Regions from separate parts of the Homo sapiens genome. Here region 2 is linked to region 1. Evidence: chromatin loops called from intact Hi-C (ENCODE). Cell type or tissue: PC-9. All regions are shown on one strand. Links, peaks and the distances in the headings refer to the core of each region. The heading gives the core; the rest is flanking DNA. Region 1 overlaps CRIPT (CXXC repeat containing interactor of PDZ3 domain). Region 2 overlaps CALM2 (calmodulin 2).

What was found. Peaks named below come from ENCODE experiments on the same cell type or tissue, not always from the same donor. Only the 100,000 strongest peaks of a DNase experiment are listed, where the experiment ranks them.
Region 2: a loop joins it to region 1, with 9 times the contacts of the local background. A loop is called at or near these places in 2 of 110 quality-filtered maps.

What each region holds. Positions count from the first base shown.
Region 1 is chr2:46,627,580-46,638,855 of GRCh38, reverse strand. CRIPT (CXXC repeat containing interactor of PDZ3 domain) reads right to left here. Exons shown (of 5, transcript NM_014171.6): 5 at 8,680-11,276. Among named protein-coding and RNA genes, the nearest start is that of CRIPT, 16 kb to the right of the region's middle. In PC-9, for the core only: CTCF peaks have their summits at 6,114 and 6,318 (motif pointing left); a DNase peak (open chromatin) is centred at 6,315.
Region 2 is chr2:47,160,575-47,171,850 of GRCh38, reverse strand. It overlaps CALM2 (calmodulin 2), which reads left to right. Exons shown (of 6, transcript NM_001743.6): 2 at 1,087-1,117; 3 at 9,189-9,332; 4 at 9,459-9,565; 5 at 9,993-10,128; 6 at 11,047-11,276. The coding sequence ends at 11,075. Among named protein-coding and RNA genes, the nearest start is that of CALM2, 10 kb to the left of the region's middle. In PC-9, for the core only: no CTCF peak of the experiment used is centred there; no DNase peak of the experiment used is centred there; H3K27ac peaks cover 3,408 bases.

The DNA of each region.
Region 1 (11,276 bases), core at 3,477-8,476:
AAGATGTCAGGTGCAGTGGCTCACGCTTGTAATCCCAGCACTTTGGGAGGCCAAGGTGGGCAGACTGCTCGAGCCCAGGAGTTTGAGACCAGCCTGGGCAACATGGTGAAATCCCATCTCTACAAAAATACAAAAATTAGCTGGATGTGGTGCCATGCACCTGTAATCCCAGCTACTTGGGAGGCTGAGGTGGGAGGATCACCTGAGATGGGGAAGTTGAGGCTGCAGTGAGCCATGAGTGTGCCACTGCACTCCAGCCTAGGTGAGAGAGTAAGACCTGAAAAAGAAAGAAAAAAAGAAAAGAAAGAGCGGACAACAAGAAATGACCAGATATCTGAGGAAAACCTCCAACAACAGATTGCTAAACAAACAGAACACAGCAACTTGGAGTAATAGAGACTCTGCAGGAAGATGAAAACTTTAAAATTTTAAACTATAATCGATTTCCACTTATGGCCATGACTGACTGTGAGGGACCAGATTTACCTTCCTGCCCTAAGCAGCTAGAAAACTGGGATATTTGGAAAGTATTTTCTGATACTGAATAGCAGGCTGCACAGGACTGTGACTCCTGAGAGGCGTGAGTCCTGAAGACACATTCCATACCCAAGCAGATGTTGTTAATCTTACTGAGTCAAGAAAAACATTAGGCTGGGCGTGGTGGCTCACGCCTGTAATCTCAGCACTTTGGGAGGCTGAAGCAGGCGGATCATGAGGTCAGGAGTTCGAGACCAGCCTGGCCAACATGGTGAAACCCCATCTCTACTAAAAATACAAAAAAAAAAAAATTGCTGGGCGTGGTGGCACATGCCTGTAATCCCAGCTACTTGGGAGGCTGACACAGAAGAATCACTTGAACCCAGGAGGCGGAGTTCACAGTGAGCTGAGATCATGCCACTGCACTCCAGCCTGGGCAACAGACTGATGCGCCATCTAAAAAAAAAAAAAAAAAAAGCACTCAACCCAAAAGAAAGCACAAAAAGAGGAAAACAGGCACAAACAACAGGTAGGACAAATGAACAAGTAGCAAGTTATTAGATTTCAACCTAACCACTGAATAGTTACACTAAATGAAAATAATCTAAACACTTCACAGACAGGCTGAATTTTTTCTAAAAGTCAGACTGGATAAAAAATAATACCCAAGTATATGCTGTATACAAGAAACCCACTTTAATCATAAAGGCATAGATAAAAAGTAAAATCATATAAAAATATGTGTCATAAAAACACTAATTATAAGAAAGCCAGAATGGTTATATTACTATCAGACAAAGTAGACTTCAGTACAAAAAATATTACCAGGGATAATAAGGGATATTTAATAATGATAAAGGATTAATTCATAAAGAGGGCATAAAAATCTTAAATGTGTATGCATTTTTAAAAAGACCCTCAAAATACATGAAAACTGAAAGAACTGCAAGGAGAAACAGAAAAATCTACTATAGTTGAAGACTTAATCCGTCTGTCTTAGTAATTGATAGAACAAGTGGAAAAAAAATCAGTAAAGCCATAGAACTAAATAACAGCATTAACTAATTTGACCTATTGACATTTCTAGAACACTGATCCAACAAGCGCAAGATTGTTGTATTTTTTTCAAGCATATGGAGAGAATTCACCAAGATAAATCACATGCTGGGCCATACAGCTCAATTAAAAAAAAGCTGTTAATATACTCATAGGCAGAAGAGAAGCTAGTATACCCATGGAACAAGAATACTCTAAAAAATCATAGAATAATAACAGCAAAACCTTAGACATTATAAATACACAAGATAGAAGAAATGAAACACTACAGACATGTGACAAGATAAAGTGAGGAAATCTCCCATAAAGTAGAGGAAACTGCAAACACACATGCACACAAGGGGAATGGTAGAGAAAAGATGAAAACTTGTGTGACATCTGAATAAAAGGAGTTTTGGAAAGAGAACAGAAAATTTGGAGGGGAGAAAATAGTCACATACTACTTTAAGAAAATTTTCTTAAAGGACATTGGTGTCTAGACTAAAAGGGCCTATTGAGTATCCAGTATATTGGATGAAAATAGACTCACCCTAAAGCAAGTCATCATGAAATACTGAGGATGAATGAAAGATGCTACAAGTTTCCAGGGTGGTGGGAGCAATAAAGGATCTGAAATCACAATGGCTTCTTTCAACAGCGACACTGGGATCTAAAAGATAATAGAGCAATGCCTTCAACATTCTGAAGGCAAGTGCTTTTTATTTTGAATTTGATAACTTACCAAACTATCGATTAAACATGAGAGTAGAATAAAGACAAATTCTAGAAATCCAAGGTCTCAAAATTTTACCTTCCATGTATCCTTGATCAGGAATTTACTGGAGGATGTGCTCCAGGAAAACAATGGAGTGTTTGGGAAGCTGAGGTGGGAGGATCACTTGAGCCCAGGAGTTCAAGACTGTATTGGGCAACATAGCGAGACCCTGTCTCTACAAAAAAATAAAAAAAATTACTCGAGTGTGGTGGCGCATGTCTGTTGTTCCAGCTACTTGGGAGGCTGAGGCAGGAGGAATGCTTGAGCCCAGGGAAGTCAAGGCTGCAGTGAGCTGTGATTGCACCACTGCACTCCAGCCTGGGCGACAGAGCAAGACCCTGCCTCAAAACAAACCTAAGGAAACTAAGAAAAAGAAACAAACCTAAGGAAACTAAGAAAAAGAAAGACATAGTGATAAAGAAACAGGACATTCAACACGGAAGAGAGGTGTAGGGAAATCCAAAGGTGACAGCTGCACCAGGTGTAGATATAATCAGTTCATACTAGAGTGAATCTTAAGAGACAGGTACACTGGTGGCTATCATCACCAACATGCGTGCTGCCATTATCCTTTTTCATTTTTTAAATCTGAACCTGACCAAGTTTATCTGTATTTGGCTTGCCTAGATCATGTCCTGGTAAAATTCATGTGTCCTCCGCCACACCTTACAGCTTGGATCAGCTGAAGATACTCATTTCATCCTACAGACATGTTTTCTCTGACCCATTCCTGAGAGCTGGGGGTAATTAAGATTGAGTTTAGAAGGCAAATTCCTGCTGCTGTACATGGTCCACGGTACATGACCAGTGAATGGTCAGTACATGGTCTACGGTACAGGCTGGCCACATGCCTACACCATATCAAGTGCTATGCTCCCCAATACTCATTCGTTACTTTGCCTGCTGACTTTCTAGAAGGGTATTCTTGTATACTTTCCAAAACGCTGAAGCCGAAACTATGACTATGTGTAGCTTATCTTCTCTTAGGAACTTTTATTTTGTTTTGCCCTCTTTTGGCACAGATAGGTTTGTGCTTGCTCCTAAGCTTTTATGTTAAAACTTTCATGCTAATTTATATATAAAAATTGCAGAAAATATTAAACATACAATTGACAGATTTGATGACAGTAAAAAACAATAATATGAAGTAGGCTATTTCAGTTATCTCAGCAGAGGTGGGAGCAGGCAGTAAGAAAGGACTTGAAAAATGCAGTGGGTGTTACAAGACCCAAGGAAGTTTTGAAGGCACACAACACACACTTCACATCTCCCCATAAAGACATTTCTCCCTCTGTTCTTATGCACACCCTTCCCTCTTGAAATGTTCAATTGTCTGATCTTTTAAGTGTCAACTCTAATGTCTCTGCTTTAGAGAGGCCTACTCTGACCACACTCCTCACTCACTCTCTGTCACTTTTCACACTCTGTAAACATCTTGTTTACTTGGTTACTATGTACCTTTGCATAGTCACCACCTCAGTGTAAGCTCTGTGAGGGAAGAGAGCTTGTCTTGCTCACTACTGTATCCTTGGTGTTTGAAAGCGTCTGGCAAATATTAATCTCATCAAAAATGACGTTGAATGAATATTACTGAAGGAAGTTGGTTTTTCAAGTGAATGAAGAGGAAGCAAAAACAAAGTTGAAAACCACAAAAAAGTTAAATTACTTTTGAAACATGGAACCTCATTCATATTTGTTCTCTAAAGGTTTTGTCTTTTACATCTAAGTCCTGGGTTTGATTTTTGTGTGTGTGTGCACATATGGTTAAGAGATAGGAATCCAGTTTGAATTTACTGATGAATTTCCCCAGTGATCTACAATACTACCTGTCATATATCACTTTTACATATATGTAGTTATCTACTCCTGGTCTGTTTTTGTGTTGAATATCGTCTCAATATTTCAGCTTTAAAATATGCTTTGACATGTGGTAGAGCAGGTGTGTTACGAAAAATTTTAGGCCGGGCATGGTGGCTCATGCCTGTAATCCCAACACTTTGGGAGGCCGAGAAGGGTGGATCACAAGGTCAGGAGTTCAAGACCAGCCTGGCCAATATGGTGAAACCCCGTCTCTACTAAAAATACAAAGATTAGCTGGGCATGGTGGCAGGCGCCTGTAGTCCCAGCTACTTGGGAGGCTGAGGCAGGAGAATAGCTTGAACCCGCGAGGCAGAGGTTGCAGTGAGCCGAGATCGCACCACTGCACTCCAGCCTGTGTGACAGAGCGAGATTCCATCTCAAAACAGAAAAAGAAAAATTTTAAATATATATAAACGTAGAGAGAATAAGTTCTTCTGGAACTTTGGGTATATATCAGACCTTTTCCTTCTATTGTTCATGTCTCAATTTCTATTTCATATTTTTTTTCTAATGTCTTTGCTCATGAGTGATAATTACCTGTCATTTTGTTTTTTTTTTTTGAGACGAAATTTCACTCTTCCGCCAAGGCTGGAGTTAAGTGGTGCAATCTCGGCTCACTGCAACCTCCGCTACCGAGTTCAAGCAATTCTCCTGCCTCAGCCTCCCAAGTAGCTGGGATTACAGGCGCGTGCCACCACATCTGGCTAAATTTTATATTTTTAGTAGAGATGGAGTTTTGCCTTGTTGGCCAGGCTGGTCTCGAACTCCTGATCTCAGGTGATCCACCTGCCTTGGCCTCCCAAAATGCTGGGATTACAGGCATGAGCCACTGCGCCCGGCCTGTCATTTTCCTTTCTTTATAATACTTGCTTGGTTTTGGTAATTAGCCTTTTAAGTATTCTCATTTTTTCATTGTTTGAAAAAGTTGTGCAAGTTTGGAATTAGCTGTTATTAGAATTTTGGTATAACTTGCCTATAAAATCACGTCATTCTGGTGTTTCAATTATTGTTTTTTTAAGGAAACTATCCATTTCTTCTATTTTTTCAAATATAGATGCAACAAAGATCACAAAGAGACTGTTATGAGCTATCTTAACTCAATATATCTATTTTTTGAGACAGAGTCTGACTCTGTTGCCCAGGCTGCAGTGCAGTGGTGTGATCATGGCTCACTGCAACCTCCACCTCCTGGGCACAAGTGATCCTCCCACCTCAGCCGCCCAAGTAGCTGGAACTACAGGTGTGTGCCACCATAGGCAAGAGCCACTGCGCTTGGCTTTTTTTTTTTTTGAGGCAGGGTCTTACTCTGTTGCCCAGGCTGGAGTGCTGTAGTGTGACCATGGCTCACTGCAGCCTCAACATCTTGAGCTCAAGCAATCCTCTCATCTTAGCCTCCTGAGTAGCTGGGACTACAGGTGCACACCACTACATCTGGCTAATTAAAAAATTTTTTTTTGCAGAGACAGGGTCTCATGTTGCCCAGGCTGGTCTTGAACTCCTGGGATGAAACAATCCTCCTGCTTAGGCTTCCTAAAGTGCTAGGATTACTGGCATGAAACACCATGCCTGGCCTGTTTGTCATATTTTCTATCATTGGATCTTTGTGCCTAAGTTTTTGGAGAGGTTTCCAATTTTTTTCTTTCCCACTGTTCCTGGGGCTAAGGCCACGATACAAAAGTATTCCCACTGTCTTTCTCATCATATGCGAGGGGATATTCTAGTAAACACACTGAAACTGCTGCTTTTCAGGGCTCCATGCTTTGGGCACATATCTCTGATCTAACCTCCTCAACTTGCTCAAGTCCTGGGCTCTGTCTTCCACGCATACGATACCCTTTAAAGCATAGGCTTTAGACCCTGAGGGAATGGCGGATATTCCTAGGGCAAGCATTAGTACTTTTTTTGAATTTGTACTTGCCCTTTTTTCTAGCCTCAGAAGATAATCATTACCTCTTGATAGTTTAATCATACTCATGTTTTAAAATTATATATATATTTCCATATGTATATGCACAAGTGTGTTTATATACCTATTTTTTCAGGCTTTTTACTGTTGTTTAGCAAGTTTCTCTGGCAGTTGTTAGAAACTTGTCTATCTATCTGATCTTTAAATTGCTGTAATTGTAAATCTCTTAGCATGGCAAATTAAAAACTAAGAAAAGAGCATCATTGCCATCTGGTGGAGAGACCTACTATTACCAATCTAAATGAGACCCAATGATTCAGGCAAGGCCTTCTCATTCCTCCCACATTTAGTAACTGAGTCCTGTCAAATCTTTAATTATTAGGTCTTTCAAATCTGTCCCTTGACTTCCATTCTCCCAGTGCCTTAGTCTAGTTTCTTTTTTTTTTCTTTCTTTTTTTTTGCTAAAATCATTGCTTTTGAATTGGTCTCCTTCTTCTTCTTCTTCTTTTTTTTTTCTAAAGAGAAGGGGTCTCACTTTGTCACCCAGGCTGGAGTGGAATGGCATGATCACAGCTTACTGCCACCTTGAATTCCTAGGCTCAAGGGAACTCCTCCCATCTCAACCTTCAGAATAGCTGGGACAACAGGCGCATGCCACTGTACCCAGCTAATTTTTAAATTTTCTGTAGAGATGGGGTCTCACCATCTTGCCCAGACTGGTCTTCAACTCTTGGGCTCAAATGATCCTCTCGCCTCAGCCTCCCAAAGTGCTGGGATTACAGGTGTAAGCCACTACAGTTGGCTTTTCTCCCTTTAGTTACTATTCTTTCAAAATATTTTCCTTGTTCCTGTTGTCAATCTTATTTTTACACTTCCACATTAATTTGATGTTTTTGTTTTGTTTTCTTTGAGACAAAGTCTCACTCTATTGCCCAGGCTGGAGTGCAGTGGTGCTATCTGGGCTCATTGCAACCTCCACCTCCCGGGTTCAAGCGATTCTCCTGCCTCAGTCTCCTGATAGGTGAGATTACAGGTGTGCGCCACCACACCCAGCTAATTTTGTATTTTTAGTAGAGATGGGGTTTCACCATGTTAGCCAGGCTGGTCTTGAACTCCTGACCCCAGGTGATCCACCCACCTCAGCCTCCCAAAATGCTGGGATTACAGGCATGAGCCACTGCACCCGGCCTTAATTTGATGGGTTCTGTATCAAGTTCTTGCTTATGAGCAAAAACTGTGGAACCAATAACAGCAGTCTGGCTAGAGATGAGAACAATGTAGAAGTCCAATAAATGCTGTCTGAATTGAAAAAGTGGCACCATTTGCTCATTTGCCTAATTTATCTAGGAAGCAGTACACGCGCAGAAATTCCCAAGCTGTTTTCTATAATAACATATTAATGAACGACATTCACATGTGTAATACTCCTGTGGGCTTACCCAGAGTTTTTTTTTTTAAACTTAAAATTATTTTTAATTACAAAAGGCATACATACCTAACACTTTAAACATTCACAGTTTTGTGAATGAACAAATACACTGATAATGCTGAGTGCCAGGGTTTTGACTGTGGAAGAAGATAAAAGTAAGGAATAGGAAAAGGCAAGGAAGAACCCTGTAGCGGTTGGACTGGAACTGGAGATATCAGGAAAACTTGTGATTTCTAATACATGTTTCCTAGCTCTTTCTGTCAAAGGGGCCTAAAAGCAATGACAACCCAGGAGGCTCAGATCATGGTTTCTAAAAACCATTCTCCACTAAAAGAAACTAAGGCTCTTTGGAGAAATGGCTGATTCCAAGGCTTTAGTAGAATATTTTCCTTATAGTAGAATGCCACAGAATAAACACAGAAATAATAATACAATTGGAAGAATCCCCACTTGGCAACACCAGAGTAACAATTAATTCCACCAAGAAATATCACTGGATGCTAAAATGAGTGTGTGAAAGTTTGTTGAGAAACAAAATAGTTATCATCTGAAAGTATTTCCCCACAAAATGCTTACTAACTTAACGTAAAAAATTAGAAACTTTACAGTAGAGTAATATAGCAGATATCACCTAATACAAGTGATCAAAATTAACATCCTTGTAATGGGACAACTGACACCATGATACGGTGCACTGAAAAGAACAATGCCATTTCTGTGGTATCCCCGCCAAAAATGTATAAGCTCAGTCTAATCATCAAGAAATACCAGAAAAACCCAGATTAAGAGTTACTCTATAAAAAGTCTACGGGTTGGGAACAATAGACACTGAGGACTACTAGAGGAGGGAGGGAGGGAAGGTGCAAGGGTTGGAAAACTACCTATTGGGTACTATGCTCACTACCTGGGTGTCGGGATCAATGGTGCCCCAAACCTCAGCATCACGCAATATACCCATGTAACAAACTTGCACATATACTCCCTGAGTCTAAAATAAAAGTTGAAATTAAAAAAAAAAATACAACTGGCCCATAACCTTGGCATTTTGAAAGACTGGCTGAAGAACTGCTCCAGAATAAATGAGACTACAGACATGACAACTAAATGTAATGTTACTCCAGAGTGGATCCAGATCAGACTTTTTTTTTTTTTTGCATATTACTGAAACAATTAGCAAAATATGAAAAAGATTTGATAATAGTAAAGTATTAATGTTAATTTTCTGATTTTGGTAATTGTGCTATGGCTATGCAGGAAAACACCCTTGTTCTTTGGAAATACAAACTTAAGTAATTGGGGTAAAGAGGCACCACATCTAGTAAGGAATATTCAAATGGCTCAGAAAAAAGTACTTACTCGAAGTTGATGATAAAGGGAAACCTCTTCCTTACAGTAGAATGATGACTAATTAATACAGAAATAATAATAGAGTTAGAACAATCACAATTTTGGAAACATCCTAGTAAAAATTTATTCAGACAAGAATCGTCAAAGGATGCTAAACCTAGGAGGGGTAGATTTGATGAGGAACAGAATTGTCAACAAGGTCTCAAAGTTTCTCCTCACAAATTACCCACTAATTGCAAAAGGAAAAACAATAACGATACACTGGAGAAACTGGACATCTTACCCAAGTGATCAAAATTAGCATCACCAATAAGGGACAAATGGACATTCTGTGCATCTGGATGTATACCTGCAATACATATCACTTACAGCATTTCAACCCTCACTGCACTACCCCAATCTAACCATGAGGAAACATCAGAAAAACCCAAATAGAAGGATACTCTATCCTTTAGCTGTCCTGTATTTTTCAAATATATTACTATTATAAAAAACAAAGAAAAGCTGAGGAACTGCTCCAGATTAGAGGGTTATGGCAATACAACATATGATCCTAGGCTGGATCGTGGAGCTGAAAAAAATTACCAATAAAACAGCAAATGAAATTGAAATATGGACTGTAAAGTATTATGGCAATGTTAAATTTCTGAACTTGATAGCTGTACTTGGGTAAGACAGCATGCTTGTTCTTATGAAGTGCATGTGTAGTGTTAAAGGGTAAAGAGTATGATGTCTACAATATACTTTCTAATGGGTCGAGGATTCTAGGATACACACCCCCAGTTAAGGGAACTGGGAGTTAAAAGGTATTCGAAGGCTGCCATAAGGATGTAAAGAGTTAAGTCTCTACCCTTACACCCACTCCAGAGAAAAACAGTACTATTAGCTTCCTGTGTTTTCCACATGGATACAAAAACTTTTGCACACATATGTAATTCTTCTATCATTCTGACAGCTATATATTCTAATGGATGAATATATAAAATGTACTTAAGTGTTCTATTGGCATTTGTTTCTAGTATCTTTTATATTACAATCTGATATCTTAACAGATTCTTTCATCACTTTTACATTTATTTTGATAAAAGTTAGGTTTGGCTTTAATTCCTTGTTTTTAAACTTTTTTTCTGCATTTTTCAACTCTGGCTGTGGCATAAGGCCTTAATTCTGTCATCTTATTTGGTTATAGTGTCTGTTTGTATGTCTTCCTTTTAAAAATATTTTATGTTCATGTTTTGTTTTAGGGTTTTCCTCCTCATCTAGTAAATACTTCTATTCAATTTATGACCATCATTATTATTATTTAGAGAATATGGAGATGGTTCTGAGGTACAATACAACAAAAATCTTCATAGGAGAACCTAAGTGCGGCCACTGGATGATCCATTCATGGAAGGAGGCTACTCAAAGTATGAAGATAAAATGTGAGCTGGACAAGAACTACAAAACACGCTGAAAGAAATCAGAGATGACACAAACAAATGGAAAAACATTCCAAGCTCATGAGCTAGAAGAATCAATATCATTAAAATGGCCATACTGCCCAAAGCAATCCACAGATTCAATGCTATTCCTATCAAACTACAAACATCATTTTTCACAGAATTAGAAAAATCCTGCCGGGTCCAGTGGCTCACGCCTGTAATCCCAGCACTTTGGGAGGCTGAGGCGGGTGGATCACAACGTCAGGAGTTCAAGACCAGCCTGGCTAAGATGATGAAACCCCATCTCTACTAAAATTACATAAATTAGCTGGGCATGGTTGGCGGGCTCCTGTAATCCCAGCTATTTGGGAGGCTGAGGCAGGAGAATTGCTTGAACTCAGGAGGCAGAGGTTGCAGTGAGCTGAGATTGCACAGCTGCACTCAGAGCCTGGGAGACACAGCAAGACTCCGTCTCAAAAAAAAAAAAAAAGAAAAAATCCATTCTAAAATTCATATGGAACCAAAAAATCAATCCTAAGCAAATAAAACAAAGCTGAGGTATCACATTACCTGAGTTAAACTATACTATAAGGAAGCTACAGTAACCAAAACAGCATGGTACAGATATAAAAACAGACCCATAGACCAATGGAATGGAACAGACAGAAATAAAGCTACACACCTACAGCCATCTGACCTTTGACAAAGTTAACAAAAATAAGCAACAGAGAAAGGATTCCCTAATTCAATAAATGGTGCTGGAACAGCTGTCTAGCCATATGCAGAAGACTCAAACTGGACCCCTTTCACCATATATATAAAATTACCTCAAGATAGATTAAAGATTTAAATATAAGGGGCCGGGTGCAGTGGCTCATGCCTGTAATCCCAGCACTTTGGGAGACTGAGGTGGGTGGATCACTTGAGGCTCGGAATTCAAGACCAGCCTGGCCAACATGGTAAAACCCCATTCCTACTAAAAATAGAAAAATTAGCCAGGCGTGGTGGCATGTGCCTGTAATC
Region 2 (11,276 bases), core at 2,181-7,180, 530 kb before region 1:
CAGGGGTGTGTTCATTTAAAAAGAATGAAGCCAGGCAATGTTTATTTTTCTTTTACCTATAAATAAATGAATGGATTAATCATTGTATACTTGACTCCCATGTTGGTAGGGATTTTAGATAGGAGGCTATTTCTTGTCTGTGCTTCTCAATACCCCATAAGCAGTTGCTTCATGGATGTATATACTAATAAGCAGTGAAAGAAAGTGCATGTTCAAAGAATACAACAAGGAGTCTGGATATTTTGCAATCATCTTTATATATTACGGTGCTCTGAATTAAAAGCTAAAAGTTACTGGGTATGTCTGACACCTTAGTGCTTTATCTTTGTTCTACTAATTTTCTGTGCCCCAATCCCACTTAACCCTAGCCTCATTCCTTATCTGTAAGATAGGGGATAATACCACTGTAAGGTTATTATTAAGATTGAATAAGGATAAAATTTATAATGGGTTTTAGCAAATGGCAGAAAATATTTTCTGAAGAAAACCAAGTGCTATTAAAAAAACATCACAAGCCTTGGGCTTACTTTGGGATTTTAAAAACCAAGAGAAAATGGATGGCTGAACTTTCAAACATTTGGTAAATATTATAGTACTGTAGTTCAGAGCTCTGGATTCTTTGCATTTTGCCTGCTGGGTGAGAAGGAATAAAAGTTTGTGCCTTTTTTTTTTTTTAATCACTTTAATTTCAAAACAATGTGTTTAACCATTTGTGGGAGTAATTTTCATTTTGTGAGCCTGAAGCATTTTGATTCAGTGGGAATTTCTGGTGATTTATATCTGGAATAGAAGTGAGCTTAAGTTTAGCTATTCTAACGTTGAAAAAGGAAGCAATGTTTCTATTGGATTCTAAAGTATATTTTCAAAAATATTCTGAAGTATTTGTATATCTTAAACTTGGAGTTAAGACAGCTTAGCTTTGAAGATAAGAGAAACTAGATGTGTGCATTTTCTATCCAGATGTGTTTGTTGCTGGAACTAAATGAAACAGTACATGGTAACCCTTGAAAGGTTTTAAACTTGTTTCTGTAACTGCTAATCTACATACTCTCAAGTCACTAACCTTCCTCTTTGATCTCTTTGTAGGCTGACCAACTGACTGAAGAGCAGATTGCAGGTGAGAAATACTCAGCTAGATTGTACCCATTAGATTCTTATTATAAATTGAATAGCCAACGTCAGAATAAGAGACTTGTATGAAATAATTGACTTTGGTATATGTCATGGATACTAACATATGGGTATAATATAATACAGTAATTCAACCTGCTTTGGCAAGTGGGATTGTAAACTTGCCGATGGAAGATGTGCAGGGCTAATTGTAGTTAAAGACATGTATTTTAGTCTGCGTGGATATACTTTGGAGCCTTGTGGTGTAGTGGTGGTCTTTGTTTTGTTTTCTGAAGACTACCTTAGTATAAAACAGGAATTCTGGGCTAGCTAACACGCTAGAAAAGGAGGCCAAGAAGTAACTAAGGCAACTTGAAATGGAGAATCAAAAAAGGAACAATTGAATTTACCCTAGTTAAAATTAGCTAACATTTTAACCTAAGAATTGCATATATAATCAGTCAGGGAATAACCATTTCTCAAGTGAAAAAATTTAAGAAGTTGGCATTCTATTCTATAAATGTCACTGTAGCAATGTGGATTTTTCTCTTAAAAAACAGTGACAGCTGTTGAAATGAAGCCGCTTAAATCTTGTCCCTTTTAGTTTGCTATGGAAGTATGCAAAATTATTACATAAAACCTGATGTCATGTTCTCTTTATGCCATGCCATAGAACATTAATACTTTTGATTTATCCTTGTACATTGAGATGGCTGGTTAATGTCAATGTTGGGGAAACTTTTTTTTCCCCCCTTGCCGGAGTTGTTTTTTTTTTTTATTGTAGTGTTGAAATGCTTTGCAAACTATTCCTTTGTTTTCATTAGACACTTTTATTAGCATGAGCACCAAGCAGTTTATTTGCCACAGTTTTCACAGTAAGCAGGAAGGGTTTGATAAGAGCTCAAAAGCACTTGAGCACTTTTTCTTAGGCTGGAGAAAACTGAGAAGCCCAGTTGGAACTATATAGCCCATTTAAAGCAAGCTCCCCACTTCCATAAGCATATAGAAGTTTGGGGGATACCAGAATTACACTAGTCACCTCAAATACTATTTGATAGGACTGTAGGTAGAAAGCTATTAGTATTAAAGACAAATTTAAGCAGGTTTTATTTTTATTTATTGTGTAATTTGACTTAAACTTAGTTTTTACTTTCTGAGGTTGGTAAATTACATGTATTGACTGTTATGAACAAAAAGCAAACAGTTTTGGGAATAATTTTTTTTTTGTTGAGTTACACTGTTTTAAAGGTATCACCTATTTGATCTCATGTCTCCTCAAAAAAAATAGACTGGGCCTGATGGCTGGTAATCTTATCACTTTGGGAGGCTGAGGCAGCAGGATCACTTGAGCCCAGGAGTTTGAGACCAGCCTGGGCAACATAGTGAGACCCCATCTCTACAAAGTAAATGTATCGTCAAAATGTTTTTCTGAAGTAGTTTTTTTTATAAATATACTGTCTCCTTCCCAAATTGTCTCAGGCTGTCTAATACTTTCACTCTTAAACTCTGACCTTCTGTAATACATTTCTTAATATTCCCAGTCAGGTACAGGTACCAACTGTATGCAGTACAGCATGTTCACTTTAGGGTAGAAAACGTTACTCAGTGTGCCATTGCATAGTTGATGGTCTGCTCTCTTAAACAACTCTTTGAAAAGAAAGTTTGTTGGCCGGGCGCAGTGGCTCACGCCTGTAATTCCAGCACTTTGGGAGGCCGAGGCGGATCACTTGAGGTCAGGAGTTCATGACCAGCCTGGCCAACGTGGTGAAACCCCATCTCTCCTAAAAATACAAAAATTAGCCAGGCATGGTGGCGTGCACCTGTAATCCCAGCCACTCAGGAGGCTGATGCAGGAGAATCACTTGAACCTGGGAGGCAGAGGTTGCAGTGAGGCAAGATCATGCCACTGCACTCCAGCCTGGGCAACAGAGCGAGACTTTGCCTCAAAAAAAAAAAAGTTTGTGTCTATTGAATATAAGAGGATCCCTCTTCAGTGATTGATAGCATTTTTATTTTTTAATTTATTTTGAGACAGTTTCACTCTTGTTGCCCAGGCTGGAGTGCAGTGGCTCAACTTCTGTCTCCCGGGTTCAAGCTGTTCTGCTTCAGTCTCCCGAGTAGCTGGGATTAGAGGCATGCACCACCTGGCTATTTTTGTATTTTTAGTAGAGATGGGGTTTCTCCATGTTGGTCAGGCTGGTCTCAAACTCGCAACCTCAGGTGATCCACCCGCCTCAGCCTCCTAAAGTGCTGGGATTACAGGTGTGAATCACCATGCCTGGCCTGGTAGAATTCTTATAAAGAATACTTGTAGTTCATCAAAACTGTGACATTCAGGACCTGTTCTCTTTATTGTCTTTAAGTTAAATCCTATCTTTTCTTGGCTTTCATCATAAAATTAGGTTTCCAATGGGAGTAGAGGGAAAAAAATCTGTTCTTAGGTTCTCTTCTTATCCTGCCTTTTCCTAGACCACAGATTTCTTTAAAGCCATTCCTTGGACCTCCAGGTTTCAGTTAAGATTTAGGGCAGAGGAACCAAAACTTCTATGCTACTAAAATAAAAATCATGTGCGGTCAGGGACCTTTTTGTTCTACTTTGTAGGCCCGGTACCTGCCACATAGTAATCATTGAATATTCCTTGAATAAATTTTATTCTCAATGAGTGTGTAACACAAAAAAGTTCTAGAGCACTACTATCCTAAGATTTCTGCCTACTCTCCAAGTCCCTTCCTCCCAAATTTGGTATATTTCAGTGTTTACCTTTGAGATGAAGGCAATTTTTTAATCTGGTAAATTGTAATTGTTGGTGGCTGGGCATGGTGGCGCATGTCTAATCCCAACACTTTGGGAGGCTGAGGCAGTGGGATTGCTTGAGCCCAGGAGTTCAAGACCAGTCTGGGCAACACAGCAAGACCCTGTCTCAAAGAAAAGAAAAAAAAATTTTTTTTTTTTTTTTTTTAGTTGTAAGTGCTGGTGACCGCTAACATCCTTGTGTAGATGAAGTTACTAAATTTTTTTTTTTTTTTTTTTTTTTTTTTTTTTTTTTGAGACGGAGCTTCACTCTCTTGCCCAGGCTGGAGTGCAGTAGCATGATCTTGGCTCACTGCAACCTTTGCTGTCCAACTTCAAGCAATTCTCCTGGCTCAGTCTCCCAAGTAGCTGGGATTACAGGCGTGCACCACCACACCCGGCTAGTTTTTGTATTTTTAGGAGAGATGGGGTTTCACCATGTTGGCCAGGCTGGTCTTGAACTGCTGACGTCAGGTGATCCGCTTACCTTGACCTCCCAAAGTGTTGGGATTACAGGCATGAGCCACTGCTCCCGGCCTAAAATTTTTTATATTACTTGGTCGTATAAAGCATTCCAGTCTAGTATGACATCACTAACAATTTCATTTTGTTGATAACTCTGCCATGATGTCATTAGTTGTTGCTGTTTGACTTTTGGAAGACTGATAGGAAAAATGTACAGTATTTTTTCCTTAAGAAGTCTGTACCTAAACTTTCATTAAATTTTCAAGGTCCAAATTTGTTTGAGAAAAATATTAATATTACTCAATGTATAGCAACAACTGCATGAAGCGCCAAAAGAGTTCCAGTACATGATCTTTAAGGGATTATTAAGTTCAGAATTTTGTGAAGAAATAGAAGTTAATAAACAGTCATTTGATTTGTTTTGTAATTGTCTTGTGATAACCTATTTTAATAAAATTTTTAAAACATGTTATTTTAATAAAATTATATGTTTAGGTAATAAACTAATTAGGGAAGGGCCTTGGGGTTGCTAATGAACAAATAAAACTTGAGTAATAGATTTTTCTGAAAGTTTCAGTTTGGTCAGCTAAAATGGATTTTGGTAGGTTCCTTATATCTATCAATTATGTAGAAGATAGCTGTTCTGTGGCATTCAGGACCTGTTCTCTTTATTGTGTGTTTAGGTTTTGACTCTTGGATTTAATTTCAGGTCATTCCTGGGAGTTACAGTTTAGAATTATATGCTTCTATACATAAAGATTACGCTAGTTCTGAAGTACAGGAAAACTGTAAAGGCAGGTGAATTAAAATTTTACTTTGGGGTTTATTATTTTGAGTTTTTACAGGTATTTTTTACTCTTTAGTATAAAAATACAAGTAAAAATTTGGAATAAACCTTGACCTTTAAAAGAAATGTTATTTGTTCCTTTCTTGAATGAATAACAAATGGTATTAGCATAGATACGGTTTTATTTTCTGCATTTTACTTATTCTAGCAAACATTTTAAGTGTTATTAGATTTTTAAATTTCTCGAAAGTTATACATAGTCTTACACTATGCATCTTCCAGTATTTAGCTTTTTGTTAAATCATGTAATAGAAAGGTGATTACTGCTAATTAAACATTGGGAATTTATGCACCTAATGGTGGTGTTAAAAGATACCCATAGCAGAGAATGTAATATAAACAAATACCTCAAAGTCCTTTAATTTTCTTGTAACCTAAATTAGGTGAAAGGTGCAATGTGTCTGAACTCCAATATATGTATTTCTAGATATTTCTACATTCTGTTTAAAAACAGTAAAATTGAAATGTCTTTATCAATTGTGCTATTTGTAGGTGGAGACTCCCTGATCTATTTTTGTCATTAGGTTGATCTAGGTTAGCACTGTATACTATCTTCATAAAATCAATTAGTGTGGTATGAACCTTCTGATTGGTATTAGATGAGTTCCTCTATAAACCAGTAATATTTAAATAAGAAAGAATGCAGTTAGGAGGCAATTGTAATAGCCCTGGCAAAGGACGATGGAGCCTTGAACCAAAATACTGGTTGTAGAGATGGAGGAAAAATCAGGCAGTATTTAAATGATAGAATTCGAGACCTGTTGACAGATTTCAGACTGAAAGAGTTAAAAGTGGCTCTTGGGCTTTTGCTAGTACCTTTAGGGTTGCCTGGGAGTATAGAATTCATTTTCATATGTTTTGCTTGTCATCAGCCAGGGGAGCTATATCCTGTAGACAGCCAGAAATAAAGACATTTATTGAGCGAGATGGGTAGACTAAAGATATCTTCGTTGTAAGTGGGTATAGATGAAGTGGCCAAGGAGTGGAAAAAAAGGATAAAATTGGTCACATCTAGACATAAGAGACAGGAGTAAGAGCCTTTGGCAGTATATGGTAGGAGGAAAATCAAAGTACTGTTACGAAGGCCAAGAAAAATTTTGAGAGTTTTTCCATGCAGTTTTGGATGCTGCAAAAAAATGAGATAGTCTTTATCTTGACATTTATTAAGTATGTATTTGTTGGACATAGTTCTAAGTGTTTGACACATACTAATTTTTTTATGGGGGGTGACCAGGTGAATACCCCTTGTGGGCATGGTATACTGTGTCACCCCACTTACTGGGCACATTTATGTCATTTCACAGAAATGAGGAAGCTGAGGCAGAAAAGGTTTAGTAGCTTGTCCATATTGCATTGCCAGAAGAAGAAACAGAGCTAGGAAATTCTAACCCAGTAGTCAAGTTACAAAGTCTCATTTTAGTTTCTATGCCATATGGCTTCACATTGAAGCATGCTTGATGGATTGGGTGACTGACTAGTAGTCATTGGTAAACTCAGCATTTTCAGGTGATGAGTTGGAGCTGGATGTCATTTTAAAATAGTGGATTGTTTGGAGAGAGGAAATTGGTATGAGTAGTAGTGCCTTCCAAAATTTGGGGAGGGATAAGGGCAAGCATTTAAAATATAACTAAGGTTTCAATTTAGTTTTAGGCTAAGCGATGTGAAGATATTTATGTGGTAATGGGCAAATTAGTGGAAGAATAGTTGAGTCCAGGGAAGAGGTAATACGGAATGAAACTGGAAGGTGTACGCGAATTGGAGTTAGGGATAAGCAGGCAGGGAATAAATTGGCCTTGGACCGTAAAGAAGGTACACCATTTCTTACACATGTGTCACATAAATTTTCAAATGTATGGCTATGTTGGGAAAGCTTAATGGCCCAATGAACTTGGAAACTTTTTGTATTCATTTGCTGATAGGGTCTAATATTTTCTGGGAAATGACTTACTTGGAAAATACTAGCTTTATTATTTACTGATTGGTATAACTTTGCAGTATCAAAGTTAGTCTGTTTTAGTTTCTTTCTTTCTTTTTTTTTTTTTGAGACAAGTCTCACTCTGTTGCCCAAGCTGGAGTGCAGTGGTGTGATCTCGGCTCACTGCAACCTCCGCCTCTCGGGTTCAAGCAGTTCTGCTGCTGCAGCCTCCCCAGTAGCTGGGACTACAGGCGCACGCCGCCACACCCAGCTTGTGTGTGTGTTTGTGTTTTAATAGAGACGGGGGACTACAGGCCCACGCTGCCACACCCAGCGTGTGTGTGTGTGTGTGTGTGTGTGTGTGTGTGTGTGTGTTTTAGTAGAGACGGGGGACTACAGGCACACGCCGCCACACCCAGCTTGTGTGTGTGTGTGTTTTAGTAGAGACGGGGTTTCTTTTCTTTTTCTTCTTTTTTTTTTTTTTTGAGACGGAGTCTCGCTCTGTCGCCCAGGCTGGAGTGCAGTGGCGCAATATCAGCTCACTGCAAGCTCTGCCTCCCAGGTTCACGCCATTCTCCTGCCTCAGCCTCCCGAGTAGCTGGGACTATAGGCGCCCGCCACCACGCCCGGCTAATTTTTTTGTATTTTTAGTAGAGATGGGGTTTCACCGTGTTAGCCAGGATGGTCTCGATCTCCTGACCTCATGATCCACCCGCCTCAGCCTCCCAAAGTGCTGGGATTACAGGCTTGAGCCACCGCGCCCGGCCTGAGACGGGGTTTCACCCTGTTGTTCAGGCTGGTCTGGAACTCACCCTGAGCTCAGGCAGTCTGCCCACCTTGGCCTCCCAAAGTGCTAGGATTACAGGTGTGAGCCACTGCACCTGGCTTGTTTTAGTTTATCTGTAAATGGTGAATGAAGCCAGGTAGTCTGGAGTGTTGCACCAGCAGGAGGTTTCCATGTAATCTAGTGATGTATTAGAAGGAACATATAGCCGGGCACAGTGGCTCATGCCCTGTAATCCCAGCACTTTGGGAGGCAGAGACAGGCGGATCACCTGAGGTTGGGAGTTCGAGGCCAGCCTGACCAACGTGGAGAAACCCCATCTCTACTAAAAATAGAAAATTAGCTGGGCGTGGTGGTGCATGCCTGTAATTCCAGCTACTCGGGAGGCTGAGGCAGGAGAATTGCTTGATCCTGGGAGGAGGAGGTTGCGGTGGGCTGAGATTGCACCATTGCACTCCAGCCTGGACAACAAGAGCGAAAGTCCATCTCAAAAAAAAAAACAACAGCAGGAAGGAACATACTATCACAACAAGATGTTGAGGAATAATCAGTTTCACTATATAAGGTTGGGGTTTTAATATTCCAAAGAAAGCTCAAAATGATCTTTGTTCTCAGTGACATGCATTTAGCTAAAACTGGACATTTATATCTTGATCAGCCCATTGTTATAGACTCTTTATATAGTCCCTTCTCCTGCCTTACTAGAAAGGGAAAGTAGCCTGTTTTAATTTAGTAGGTGATTGATTTAGACATAGTGGCTAACTCTAAACACAGTATACAGAAACAGTTTAATTACTCTGTAGAAATACGTATTTGGGTACCAGTAGTCTTATTTTTGTTTTGTGAGTGTAGGTTAGGTCTGTAATTTTGAATTATGTTCCACAGAGCAGCTTCAGTGACAGAGGAGCCAGTCATTTGGGGATTTGGTTCTTTTCCTCTGTAAACCTAGGATAATTTTACTTAGGTCAGCATGAAAGTACAGTGGTATGATTGGTCAAAGATATATTTGAAATATTATCATAAGGTATCATAAAGATTGGTTAATCTTTAGGAGTCAAAGTCACATTTCAATTGCTACCTCCATTGGTATTTTTCCGTTAAAAGTTTTTGGGTTTTTCTGAGACGTGGGGTCTTACAGTTTGGCCAGGCTGAAGTGCAGTGGCTGTTCACTGGCACGATCCCACCACTGAGTAGGCTTTAAGAGTTAATACGTTTCATTTAGGTTACATTTTATTATTAATCTGTGTATTTGGATTGTGGTCTTTCTTTCAAACAGAATTCAAAGAAGCTTTTTCACTATTTGACAAAGATGGTGATGGAACTATAACAACAAAGGAATTGGGAACTGTAATGAGATCTCTTGGGCAGAATCCCACAGAAGCAGAGTTACAGGACATGATTAATGAAGTAGATGCTGATGGTAAGTCTTCAATTTTGTGGGGCTGGGAGGGGTTGAAGAAGTGATACTTAGATGTTTCCACTAAACCTTTGCTGTTTGCTTATATGTTTCCACTAAAGCTTTGATGTTTCCACTAAACCATTTCAGGTAATGGCACAATTGACTTCCCTGAATTTCTGACAATGATGGCAAGAAAAATGAAAGACACAGACAGTGAAGAAGAAATTAGAGAAGCATTCCGTGTGTTTGATAAGGTACGTCAAGGACTGGATATGTTAAATTTTGAGGATGAAATGAAGATACCAGGACTCATTATGAAGACTTGTGTTTTTTTGGTTGTTTTTTTTTTTTTTTTTTTTTTTTTTTTTGATGATTTACCAACATATTTTAATTACCAAGCAAAAGCTTTTTAAGAATTCAGTATAGACTTTCTAATATATGTATTGCGTTCATCTTGTCAAAGGAGGTGTCACTTGACTTTGGGACTAGGAAATAATGATTTCAATGTAGGACATTTTGCTTGGCTCTTAATGACATTTGTAGGTCAACTGTGTAGATTTGTATGCATTTCTAAAGTATGTTTTTCCCCCAATGTGAAATTTAGTAGTAAACTTAATAAATTTCCATTCCAACTCTCAAGTCTGTAATTTGACTCAGAAACTATACTAAATTTTTTGCTAGGATGGCAATGGCTATATTAGTGCTGCAGAACTTCGCCATGTGATGACAAACCTTGGAGAGAAGTTAACAGATGAAGAAGTTGATGAAATGATCAGGGAAGCAGATATTGATGGTGATGGTCAAGTAAACTATGAAGGTAAATGTTTCAGTCTCACGCCTCATTCTTCACTTTGATTTTTAAGATAAGAGGCTCTTTGTTAGGGAACTGATCGAAATTAGTGACCCTTCCCCTGAAATTAGGTTGCTAAAACAGTTACTTACATTTAACCTTCTTAAAATTCAGAGTGTTGTCTGCAGACTAGGTAACATTGCTCTGACTTGAGAACTTAATTTAGAAATATTTACTATCAGGTTCTATCCCTACACCTGGAATCAGCATTTTAATAGGATTCTTGGGTGATTCATGTATAAAGTTTGAGAAGCACTGTTCAGTGTTTGTGTGATTGTGGAACAATGTGGAAAGCAAACTTATTCCAAGTTTCCTAAAATGAAATTAATGTGACTTTCTTTCCCCGCACTGTATTGTCTTTTTTCTTTAATTGGCTTTAGTCTGAAACTGAAGTTTACATGTGCTTCAAAAGTATCGTATCTACTAACTTTTAAGATGGCCATATCAGGAAGCAAGGCATATGAAACTGAAGGATTTTGAGTAAAACTCTGTATTTTTTTCATGATGTAACTACTTAACTTAGAAAAGAGCATAAAATGTAATGTTATAAAAATTAAACCTAGCCCATAGCATTGAATTTACAATATTGTCTTGTAATCCAGCAGACTTAAAATTCAAGTCTAAACTAAGAGCCAAGAATGCTCTTTTTTATATTGGCCTATCTAAAGCGTTAATTTGGCTCTTACTAATAAACCTGAATAGTTATGGTTAATGAAGTTCCAGCCTGGGCAATAAACTAGCTTCCCTCTGTACTTAATGGTAATTCTGAGGAAAGAGAGGAATGGAAAGAGTACTCAGTAATTGAGTAAATGTGATTTTTTTTTTTTTTTTTTTTTTTTGGTCTTTTGCTATTGACTCATTTTTTGTGTACTTCTTCTTTTTCAGAGTTTGTACAAATGATGACAGCAAAGTGAAGACCTTGTACAGAATGTGTTAAATTTCTTGTACAAAATTGTTTATTTGCCTTTTCTTTGTTTGTAACTTATCTGTAAAAGGTTTCTCCCTACTGTCAAAAAAATATGCATGTATAGTAATTAGGACTTCATTCCTCCATGTTTTCTTCCCTTATCTTACTGTCATTGTCCTAAAACCTTATTTTAGAAAATTGATCAAGT